Regions from separate parts of the Homo sapiens genome. Here region 2 is linked to region 1. Evidence: chromatin contacts called from ENCODE Hi-C or POLR2A ChIA-PET data. All regions are on one chromosome and are shown on one strand. The core of a region is the stretch at or near the end of the contact, and the rest is flanking DNA. Distances in the headings are between cores, read along the strand shown.

Region 1 (5,737 bases), core at 1,187-3,686:
GCTCCATGCTGACACACATCTACTTTGAAGCTATTGGCCATTTGCTACAGGGGGACAGGGTATCCCAGCAATGCAGTCTCACAGGGCCCACAGCCATTGTCTCTATAGAATCACAAAAAGTCATGTCCAGCTCTCACTTCAGGCAAGTCTCCACTTTACTCGTCTCAACCCAAGGCCAACTTGCAAAGATTTATAGAAAAGATCCACTGTGTTCTCTACTACTTCAATCTTTGATCTACTGGACATTCTTACTTAAGTTTCATGATTCTCACACTGTATTGATGGCCAGCAAGATCCTTCTGTGTCCCTACAAAGGCAGGGAGCCCAGTACTGAACACACACAGAGTGGTTGGCATGTATAGCACAGTCCTGGACCTCAGGAATTTATATTCCAAGGAGAATGTCAAACTGAAACACAAAAACAAACATTTAACTATACAATATATGGTGCTATGTAATAAAAAAAAAAGTGCAAACCAGGGGTTATAGAAGTGAAGAAGAGAAGGGAGTATTTGCTTCCAACTATGGGGATTAAGGATGACATCATAGTGGATATGTCATTTGAACTGGACCTAGAAAAAGTAGATAAAATGTCAATAATCAGAGAAGAGAGGATAATTGAGCAAACAGAAACAAGCAGAAAACATAAAAAGACCCTAGAATAAAAATAATTCTAGGAACAATGGAGATTTTTTTAAATTCTAATTATTTTCTTCAGACTAGTTTGAAATGATCTTTGCATCTATGAAATATTGACAAGATAGGCTGGGCACAGTGGCTCACGCCTGTAATCCCAGCACTTTGAGAGGCCAAGGCGGGTGGATGGCCTGAGGTCCGGAGTTCGAGACCAGCCTGGCCAACATAGTGAAACCCCATCTCTACTAAAAATACAAAAAATTAGCTGGGCGTGGTGGCAGGTGTCTGTAATCCCAACTACTCAGGAGGCTGAGGCAGAAGAATTGCTTGAACCTGGGAGGTGGAGGTTGCAGTGAGCCAAGATCTCACCATTGCACTCCAGCCAGGACAACAAAAGCGAAACTCTGCCTCAAAAAAAAAATGAAATAAAATATGGACAAGATATTACAAGCAAAAAAACAGAGAACAAGAAGAACCTTTGGAATTTAAAATATAATTGCCAAAACAAGAGGGAATGGATAGTGAGTAAATGGTAAATGTAAATGAATATAAGGATAACCTAGTCATTCAAAATATTGAACAGTTAAAGGGAGGAGAGTGAGATGAGAGCAGGCCGGCAACAAGTAGAATAGTAATAACAACAAAATTAACAGCAGCAGCTATAGATTACTTTGCTCCTACAAAGTGCTAGTTGCCTTACATATAGTACTTCATTTACTAATCACAAAACACAGCAAGGTAGGTATTGCTAGTAATCAATTGTACCAAATGGTGACTATAATAAATAATAACACATCGTATACTTCAAAATTTCTAAAAGAATAGGTTTGAAATGTTTTCACCACAAAAAAAGTATATGAGGTGACTGATTTGTTAATAGGCATGATTTAATCATTTCACAATATTAACATGTATAAAAATATCACATTGTGTCCTATAAATATACAATATATACAATTGTTATTTGTTCATTTAAAATAAAACAAAAAATAATAACAAAGAAACTGAGGCTCAGAGAAATAAAGGATCTTGCCTAATGTCAGACAGGTAGCAAGTGGCTATGGTATGTTGGCCTCCAAAACTATTGCTCTTAACTACCTCACTTGCAGGAAAGCAGAGGGGAAGCATCAAGGTAAGGAAGAGGTTGAAGGTGTCAGACTAAAAGGTCCAGACCTTCAACCTCTTTATGTATGGAAACAAGGTCCTTGGCTGTGCATGGTGGCTCATGACTGTAATCCCAGCACTTTGGGAGGCTGAGGTGGGTGGATCATGAGGTCAGGAGTTCGAGACCAGCCTGACCAACATGGTGAAACCCGTTCTCTACTAAAAATACAAAAATTAGCCAGTGTGGTGGCGCGCAACTGTAATCTCAGCTATTCAGGAGGCTGAGGCAGGAGAATCGCTTGAACCTCGTAGGTGGAGGGTGCAGTGAGCCAAGATCATGCCACTGCACTCCAGCAGCCTGGGTGACAGAGTGAGACTCCATCTCAAAAAAAAAAAAAAAAAAAAAAGGGTCCTTCAGGAGTTGAGGAGGGATAAGTTCTCTGGAATGAGTTGGGAAGTGGCAAGGTGATGGAAAATCAGCCTTCTGGGAAATGGGGGAACGTTTCTTCCTCCAAGACTATGAACACTGCTGAGAGGGGACCCAGGGAGGTTGAGACACAGTGAAGCAGTAGCAGATGTGCACCAAATGCAAGAGGACCTTGAAACCAATGCCAGCTCTGCCTCCAAGAACAAGCTGCTTATGTCTGATGACTCATTTCCCAGGACAAGGCCAGTTCTTGGCCAGCAGCCACTAAGAATGCTGCAGCAGGGCACTACTCCACACTGGTAGGCGTTGTCACACCCAGACCACCTCCATTGGTCTTCAGAAAGTGTGCCCAAAGCCTAAAGCCACCTCTGACTTTATGACATTGAACTATTTCATTCCATTTGGCCAATAGAAATGCAAAAAGGATGAGAGCAAACCAAGGAGGGGAGATTGCAGTTCCAAATCATTCCACAAAAATGGTCTCTAAATGCATCTGAGCTGGCTGCTTATAAAGGGCAACACAGGCACCAAAAAAAAAAAAAAAAAAAAAAAGAAGAAGAAGAAAAAGAAAGAAGGAAAGAAAGAAAAAGAAAAGAAAACCTGACTACCCAATCCTTAAAAATTGTTCAAGAGTAAAAGCCCCACAAGTCTGAATTCCAGAAACCCAAGGCGGGTGGCCTTTTCAAAGAGCTCAGTTGATTTTATCACCATCCCTAGTCTGAATTCGCTGCACATTTCCTCCCTAATCCAGGATGCGATAAGAAACCAACATAACAAGAATTCATCTTCCCCAGGAAAAGGTGAGCATCTCTGAGTTCAACAGAGACAACTGGAACCTAATTGCATTGCCTCTTTCAAAGCCTTCCAGTAAAAGTGTAAAACGAAAGAGGACTGAAAGAGGCTGCTTAGCGCAGCTACAATGTGATCACATTTTCTTTTGAAAAATGACACACCAAGTAGCTGCCATTTTTAGAAAATGGCAATTTCATCTGAAATCAGAGCAAGTGTCACTCTGCAGCAAAAAATAAAATCCTTGTTTCAAGAGCTTTGGAACCTGGTCCCCAAACAGCAGTATTTCCTGGCTATATTTGATTAATATTACACAAAGGGTAGGATGAAGGGAAGGTGGGTCTGGAAAAGGAAAAGCACCTTTGTGAAGAAAAACAAGTATGTGGCCTTCAGGGAGCTAAGCACATGTTTAATTTTGTGTTTTAAACTTCTCAGCAGACTGCAGATCTATAAAGGGAATCACTGAAAGTGAAGATAACGACGACTTACCCAAAGCATCATGCTGTTTTCCGCAAGACAGGGCGAGAAGTGAGAAAGCAAAATCTTTGCTTCAGTTACACAAACTCCCTCTCCTTTGCAGAGAAACTTGCTAGCTGAAATGGAGCCAGATGCTAATACGGGAGCCTCAGCAAACAGCTATGTGCTTGTCAAACACTGACATCTACTGGTCAGTTCTGAAATGGCTTCTTTTTTATTTCTGAAAGACCAGTCAACTAGACAAAAATAAATTCCCTTGTGCTTTTTATTGGAGGCTTTTTCTTCTTTGGCCCTTTGAAAATTCTTAACCCGTAATTTAAGTTTTACCTCTGTAAAATATACAGAGTTATTTAATTTATATTTTGATTCTTTAAGTTATAAGATTGTTATTAAATAGGGCATGAGAAAAAACGCAGAATATCTAATCAGAATTTGTTGAGTATAATAATCATTTCTTATATCCATAAAACACTAATGAGTTTCCAAAGCATGACCAGGTATATTATCTCATTAGGTATTCAACAACCCTGTGAAATGGGATGATCAAGACCATCCTATTTTACAGAAAGGACACAAAGGCCCAGAAAAATCTAGCTAATAAATCCAAGGTCATAAAGAAAGTCACAGGTGATGCTAGTTCTAGAACCAAGGTTTTCCAACTTATAGGCCAGGACTTTAATCATTGAGGCATTTATCTCCACATTTCCCCTTGTGGAAACAAATAAATTACTCTCAGCTGGTGAGTATAGAGGGAAAAGGCAAATGGGGACACGCAAACACACACCCTCTTTCTTTTGCTTTGTACTATTAAAGTCCCGACATGAACTAATGAGCAGAGGGAGAAAGCTGCTGTGGATGAGAGCTACACTCCATTTTAGTACTTCAAGAAAGATTTGGTCAAAGCTGATTAACCCATTGGGCATCATAAACCTTTCTGTCCAGCATACCAGAATCAGCCACCACAATGAAGTATGAAAATTGATCCTTAAAAAATGCACTGAAATGTCATTCAGAGAGATTGAGGGCCAGTTACTTAATGCCCAGATGTATTCACCCTCCCCCAACCAGGGCACACAGTTGCTTCCTGATAATGCTTACAAGCTTCCTAATTATTATCAAAATTAAAGGTACATAGGGAACCTTGAAACATGGGAGGCATACCTGAGAGCAAGGTGGGTAGATCATTAACGAAATTTCTCTCTTCTGTGGACAACTTACCAAAGGCATCAGAATTTTAAACTGGGACCTTTTTTTCCCCCGGAAGAATTAGCTGGGTTTCTAAAACAAAAATCAAACCATGGAGGTTGAAACACAAGTGAGTACTTCATAAATATTCCCTGGAATGAAAATATTGCCAGGAGATTTCTGAAGAGGGCATGGAGCATCTGCCTTAGAGGGCCACTGCTAAACTTGTCCTGTTGCCACTTTGCTAAGGAAAGGAGGAGCTTAAGAATGTTGTGGGGTTGAGGTGGTAGGGAGTTAAGAAAGACCAGCAAACTAGACAGCTGAGTAACACAAATCAACTCTCGGGGTTTAAATAGCCCTGTCCTGAAGCATCTTCATGTCTAGAAAACCAATGTATCAACTTCTACCATTAATGTCCCTTTTAAAAGGGAATAATGTGGGTTGTCATATCAATGCTTTTTTTCCCACTCCTAGGGATCCTGTCCCAACTCAGAGCCCTGACTTGACTTCTCTTCCCTACAAGACCTTTCTTTTAATAACAATAACAATAACAACAATAGTAACAACTGAGGCTAATTTACAGCAGGCACTATTTGAAGGGCTTCACATATATGAACTCATTAGTCCTCACAACAACCCTACCAGGTTGTTACTATTATCTCCACTTTATAGATATGTAAATTAAGTCACAGAGATTAAATAATTTAACCAGGATTTCACAGCTTCTAAGTGATGGTGCTAGAGTTTAAACCCAGGTCTGTCCAATTTCAGTGCCCCCTCACTTAACCTCTATATCAGTGGTTTTCTTTTATTATTATTATTATTATTATTATTATTATTATACTTTAAGTTTTAGGGTACGTGTGCACAACGTGTAGGTTTGTTACATATGTATACATGTGCCATGTTCTCACTCATAGGTGGGAATTGAACAATGAGAACACATGGACACAGGAAGGGGAACATATATCAGCGGTTTTCAAAGTGCAGTTCCTGGACCAGCACCATTAGCATCACCTGGGAACAAAATTCTCAGCCCTCTCTCCCCACAACCTGCCCCCAACAGACCTACTGAAACAAAAACTCTGAAGTTTGGTTGTTTTAACTTTACTTTTACAA
Region 2 (5,358 bases), core at 956-3,455, 370 kb before region 1:
TGGTTTTCAAACTTACCAAAATGCCCGGGCAACCCTTTCTTCAGTTAGATTCAATATACTGTACTAGTTAAGGGCACTGTCTGAGCTCAAATCCCAGTTTTACCACTTCCTAGCTGTGCAATCTTGAACAAGTTACTTAACCTCTCTGTGTTTTAACTTATGGAAAATGAGGATAAGAACATCTACCCCACAGGTTTTTTGAGAATTAAAGGATATAGGCCAGGCGCGGTGGCTCATGCCTATAATCCTGGCACTTTGGGAGGCCGAGGCGGGTGGATCACCTGAGGTTAAGAGTTCGAGACCAGCCTGACCAACATGGAGAAACCCCATCTCTACTAAAAATACAAAATTAGCCAGGTGTGGTGGCACATGCCTGTAATCCCAGCTACTCGGGAGGCTGAGGCAGGAGAATTGCTTGAACCCGGGAGGCGGAGGTTGCGGTGAGCCAAGATTGTGCCATTGCACTCCAGCGTGGGCAACAAGAGTGAAACTCTGTCGCAAAAAAAAGAAAAGAAAAAAGACAAAAAAGAATTAAAGGAGATAATATGAGGTGTTGAGAACAATATCTGGCATAAAGTTAAGTATTATGTAGGTGCTTGCTATTATTATCATTCAAATAAAAAATTTACCAGGAAATTGAATGTATGCATAAAAGAGAAAAAAGTGGCCCTGCTCTATTTGAAGAAAACGTGCTATAGTCCAAACTACACCACAACCCAACCCACCCCATCCCTGCAATCTGCACTAAATGATTTTACGTCTTGGGGTTAAAGAATCATGTCAACAGAAATTCTAGTCAAGAATAAATCATCTACTACTAATATCACAGAATGAGTTAATTTATCCTGGAAGGGTCAGTCACCTTGGAAGGTAGAGAGTGGGGCTCTAATATTAAAAAAAAAAAAAAACTGAACAAGTTGTTACACACACACACACACACACACACACACACACACACACACACGGATAAAAGGAAGAATCCATCTGGAGCATGGTCGAACAGCCAGTCAGAACAGGTCTGCAGAGAAGCACTGTAGGGAAATAATGCTGCAGCTGAGAATGATGATAGATAACGATCGTTGAGGGGTTACAATATGTTAAACAAAAGTTGTTTATATGTGTTTACTTGTCAAGACTCACAACAAATCTATGGGGTAAATGTTTTTATCATCCTTTATCAGCCCATTTTATAGATGTGGATAATAGGCACAGAGTGACTAAATAACTTGCCCAAAGTTATGTAGCTGGCAAATGGCCGAACTGAAATTCAAACACTGACACTATTAGTCACACACAAACCCAACATCAGTTGATATCCTGAAGGAGACCAAGGCAGGGCGAGACACAAATCACTGAGAACACCCAATTGTGCTCAGTACTACTCTGGTCTTATGTAACAAAGTCATCATACATGTGCGAACTCTGGAACCAGACAGATCTATGTTCAAATTCTTGTTCCACTGCGTACAAGCTGGGGCTGTGTGATCTTGAGCAAGACACTGAATTACTCTGGGCCCCAAGTTGCTCAATGTTGTCTTGAGAAGTAGACATCGTGGGTACAAATCACCTAGCACCTTTTCACATAGCAAGCTTTCAACAAACAATATTATTGTTGATACTTTAATAGTTCAAATTGTGGTATCCATTACCTACCTCCCATCCCAATTTAGAAATTAACATCATCCCCATAGCACAGAAAAGGACACAAATAGACTAAGTAATTTACACAGAACTGACAGCAGGTCAGCCCAGGGCAGGAAGTCAAATCCAAAATTTCCCAGTGTCCAATTTAATCATTTGCAACTTTCAGCTACCTCTGCCAAATTCTCAAATTGTTCCTCTTCCTAAGTCTGTCTTTCTCACCCAAAGAAGAACGTGAGCACTTGTAACCAATGTCAGATTAAGATTAGAAAGATTTTCTGAGTGACAGGACAATCCTCTTGCATTTTCTGGGGGAGATTGGTTCCTGCCAACCAACTGGCAGGAAAAAAAAGGTGACAGCAAGCCGCATAAGTACAAGTATCAGTGGGTGGAGAATGTCAGAAACAAAGAAAACTCTTTAAAATGTTAAATGCAAACTCATTTACTGGTGGCCATAGATAAGATGGCAGAGTTTACTATTGACAGGGACTGTGACAGTGATGAATGAAACCATTCTGGAACTGTGAAGGAAAGTGGCCTGCTGTGAAGGGGGGAAGACATCTGAAGAGGAGCGGGAGGATGCTGTAGGCGGAGGAACAGGAAGAGAACCAGAACTAGTTATGTGTGGGCTGAGGCATTTTCAGTGGCAGAACAAAAAATATAGAAATAATGTTGCTTCTGGTACTTAAAAACCCCCAGGCAGGCATCAATTCCCACCCACCCCTAGTCCCCCACACTAAAATCAGGGACACTATGGCTTCAAAGGGAGAATGAGGGGGAAGGGATAAATGGGTAAGATGCATTTCTACAAATGAAATTAAAGAAAGTCAGTTATCAAATTCCAAAAGGAAGAAAAGGATCCCAAGACAGGGCCAGTATAATGGATGATGTAATCTGCGAACACACAAACGACTATCTCTCAGCACTTAAGGACTATTATAGAAGGACTAGAGGAGTTGGAAAGTCATTGTTCTGAGTTCTTTTCACTTCTCAGTTAAAAGACAACGTGCTGCCAGAAATAAACCAAGTCTGAGTCATAGGTGAAATTGAAAGAAAGTGTTGAAATGAACGGTGAGTTATGGAAATGGGTTTATTTCTCATAAATGAAAATAAAGAATTTTGGTTCACCACATTTCTTTAAAAACTATTGGGGAGAAAGAGAACTCTGCACACTACTTTTTTCAATATTTGACTATTTTAGTGAATATAACCATGTGTTTTAAGTTCACTTTCCCTCAACACAGCTTCGGTATTCATGTTCCTCAAGCAAAGTTGCATTATGTCCTCTGAAATACTCTCATGCACACTGCAAGCATTTATTTGGCTCCTACTGGGTGATAAACATGGATAGTTGGAGAGACCATATCAACAGGCATGAAGCTCGTAAATCCTAATTAAAAGGTGAAGTCTCCACTGTAGGCAAGTTAAAAATAAAAGAGGCCCTAGGGCTGAATGTCAAATATAAGAGAAGGCAACTCTAAAAACCAAGGTAATTTTCATTGACTAGAGTGGTCATGGAACATGTAAGAGAAGATGAGCCTTTAGGAATAGGTCAGATTTCTAGAGAGAGGGGGGAAAAAAGGAGAAAGACTATTTCAAGATGTGAAGGTCCTTCTACCACAAAATTTTCTTTTTGACTGAAAAATTCCTATCTTGCCAAATTAAAAGAAAAATATCCAAAAGTTCAAGTTTCCTAGGCTTTTCAAAACTCCTTTTAATAGCTTTATTATCTGCCATTTTTCACCTTTTTAAAATTCAAAAATCCATTTCTTGGCTCTTAATCTTTTGTTAACTTAAGTAGTCCTCAAATCTAAGCATGTATCTGAATCTCGTGTTTAGCTTATTAAACAGGCAGCTGCTATATGGTCTCTGATTTCAGCCCAAGCAGGTACCTGTCTGGGTGAATTCTGTGGCAGATTTTCAAGGAGGGCCAGATTTTGAGAAACACTGGTACTATTCCTATTAATAAAAATGTACCCCATAATGTAAGCCTCTTGATAGCACTAAGCCAGAAGGAACTTGGAGAATAAAAATATAGATATTTAAGATGTGACTCCACATCCTCCTCACCAGCACCCCTAACCTCCAGCTGTTTTATTCCATGAAATACAGAACAACTGAGTTATAAAAATTATCCCCCACCCCCCAAAAATTTGGATACATGCACATACATATGTAAATACATACATAATTTATAACATAAAGAACATCAAGCTGATATAAAACGTTGGCTCAGGTTAACTCAAAACCTACAAAGTTTACACGGATTCAAAGTCCAGCAGAAAAATGTACCCTCTCATCCCAGCCAGGCTAGATGTCTTATCCTAAGCAGTGACCTCAGGGCTATCAATCCAGTAGCAAATAATAAAAGAAAAATATAGCTCTAAATCTGCAAAACCCAATGCATCACATCTTGAATAGCAGAAGCCAGGGATCCATTTCCACCTCCCCTGAGGTTAGAGAAAATAGCTCAGCATTTAACTCATACTGCCTAGGATGCCCAAATAAAGCACAGCTCTGAGCAAGGCACTGACAATCCATTGTCTACGCTATAGAATAAAATGCCTACCTCTTAATCTGACAGTCAAATGCCTCTTTCATGTGATCCCCAAACAATCTGAAATACCATATCTACTGTTATTTCCACATCCTATACTGCTATCACACTAGACTATTCCCATTCATTGTACAGACCTGCCCTGGACTTTTTCCCCTGTATGGCATTTAACATGCTAGTAGTCCCTCCACCCAGAATGCCCACAATTTTTGCCCTTTTCATCTATCTTCAGGTGCCTCCATGAAGACTTCCCTAGCCTCTAGCCAAGAGTAATCTTCCTCTCATTAATGCTTCCACCACATTTGGTAGCTCTCTTATAATGCTTAGTGCATTCTGCCTGCTTTATACATGGTCGTGTATGTCTCCTGTCTTGCCTATTAAATTTTAAGCCCCTCGAAGGCAGATGCCATGCCTTATTCTCCAAATCACCTGATGGAGCAATTTACTAGATTAGTGAATTTTTTCCTGCTGGCACAGAAAGGGTTAAGCACAGACTGCTGTGATAACTGACAGATGGTCTGAGAAAACTCTTTCCATTAGTAAAACTGGCATTCCTCCAATAAGGAAAGACTGGATCTGGCTAATTAAAGCACATTTTTCTCTGGATACTATAAGATGTGATTCCTTCATTTTCTTCTCATTTTTCAATAAGAAGCATTTGAAATTTCTGAGAAATGATAGTGTGATAAAAGCAACCAAGTTTGATGGTCCAGGCTGTTCCTCATCTATCCTTCACTTCCTTTGCACTAGATTTTATTTAAGTCTCAGACTTATAGTTAAGAGAGCACTCTGGGATGTAAGGTACAGGACAACCAATCTTGATTGCACTATATTAAAGTGTTGCTCTCCATTCTGGTTTAGGCATAATGTAAAAAGAGAACCCCCACATTGATCAGCAGATTTAGTCAAGAAATCCCCCTCCCCACAAGGCTCTCCCATATTATAGAGCCTTCTGGGGAGTCCCAGCCAAGTTAAAAACAGTCTCTCTCTTCAAGGAGTTCACACTCTAGCTAGAGCCCCAGTATCAACACACCCACATGTTTTTTCTTAAGAGACAAATTAACCGACTATTGACAGATCACCATGGTGCTCAGTGGGCATTGAGTACCAAGCTGACCCTAAGAAAGCACAGGCTTAATGGACAGCTGCCTACACCATGT

Evidence for each region. Hi-C counts contacts between places; a loop is a spot of excess contacts on that map. ChIA-PET counts read pairs that join two places held with the same protein, here RNA polymerase II (POLR2A). Pooled maps may share reads with other maps.
Region 2: a loop to region 1 is called in a map with no recorded cell type, with 5 times the contacts of the local background. The contact joins two enhancer-like sites. A Hi-C loop is called at or near these places in 5 of 37 single-sample maps with no recorded cell type and 12 of 50 pooled maps. POLR2A ChIA-PET finds 5 or more read pairs at or near these places in 2 of 52 experiments (activated B cell and activated naive CD8-positive, alpha-beta T cell).

What each region holds. Positions count from the first base shown.
Region 1 is chrX:120,788,095-120,793,831 of GRCh38, reverse strand. No RefSeq gene overlaps it. Among named protein-coding and RNA genes, the nearest start is that of CT47B1, 85 kb to the left of the region's middle. Within about 2 kb of position 2,436, at least 4 of the 41 ENCODE cell types and tissues checked have a DNase peak (open chromatin) inside an H3K27ac peak, as active enhancers do.
Region 2 is chrX:121,158,423-121,163,780 of GRCh38, reverse strand. No RefSeq gene overlaps it. Among named protein-coding and RNA genes, the nearest start is that of GLUD2, 110 kb to the right of the region's middle. RefSeq lists an enhancer at 2,156-2,405. Within about 2 kb of position 2,205, at least 2 of the 41 ENCODE cell types and tissues checked have a DNase peak (open chromatin) inside an H3K27ac peak, as active enhancers do.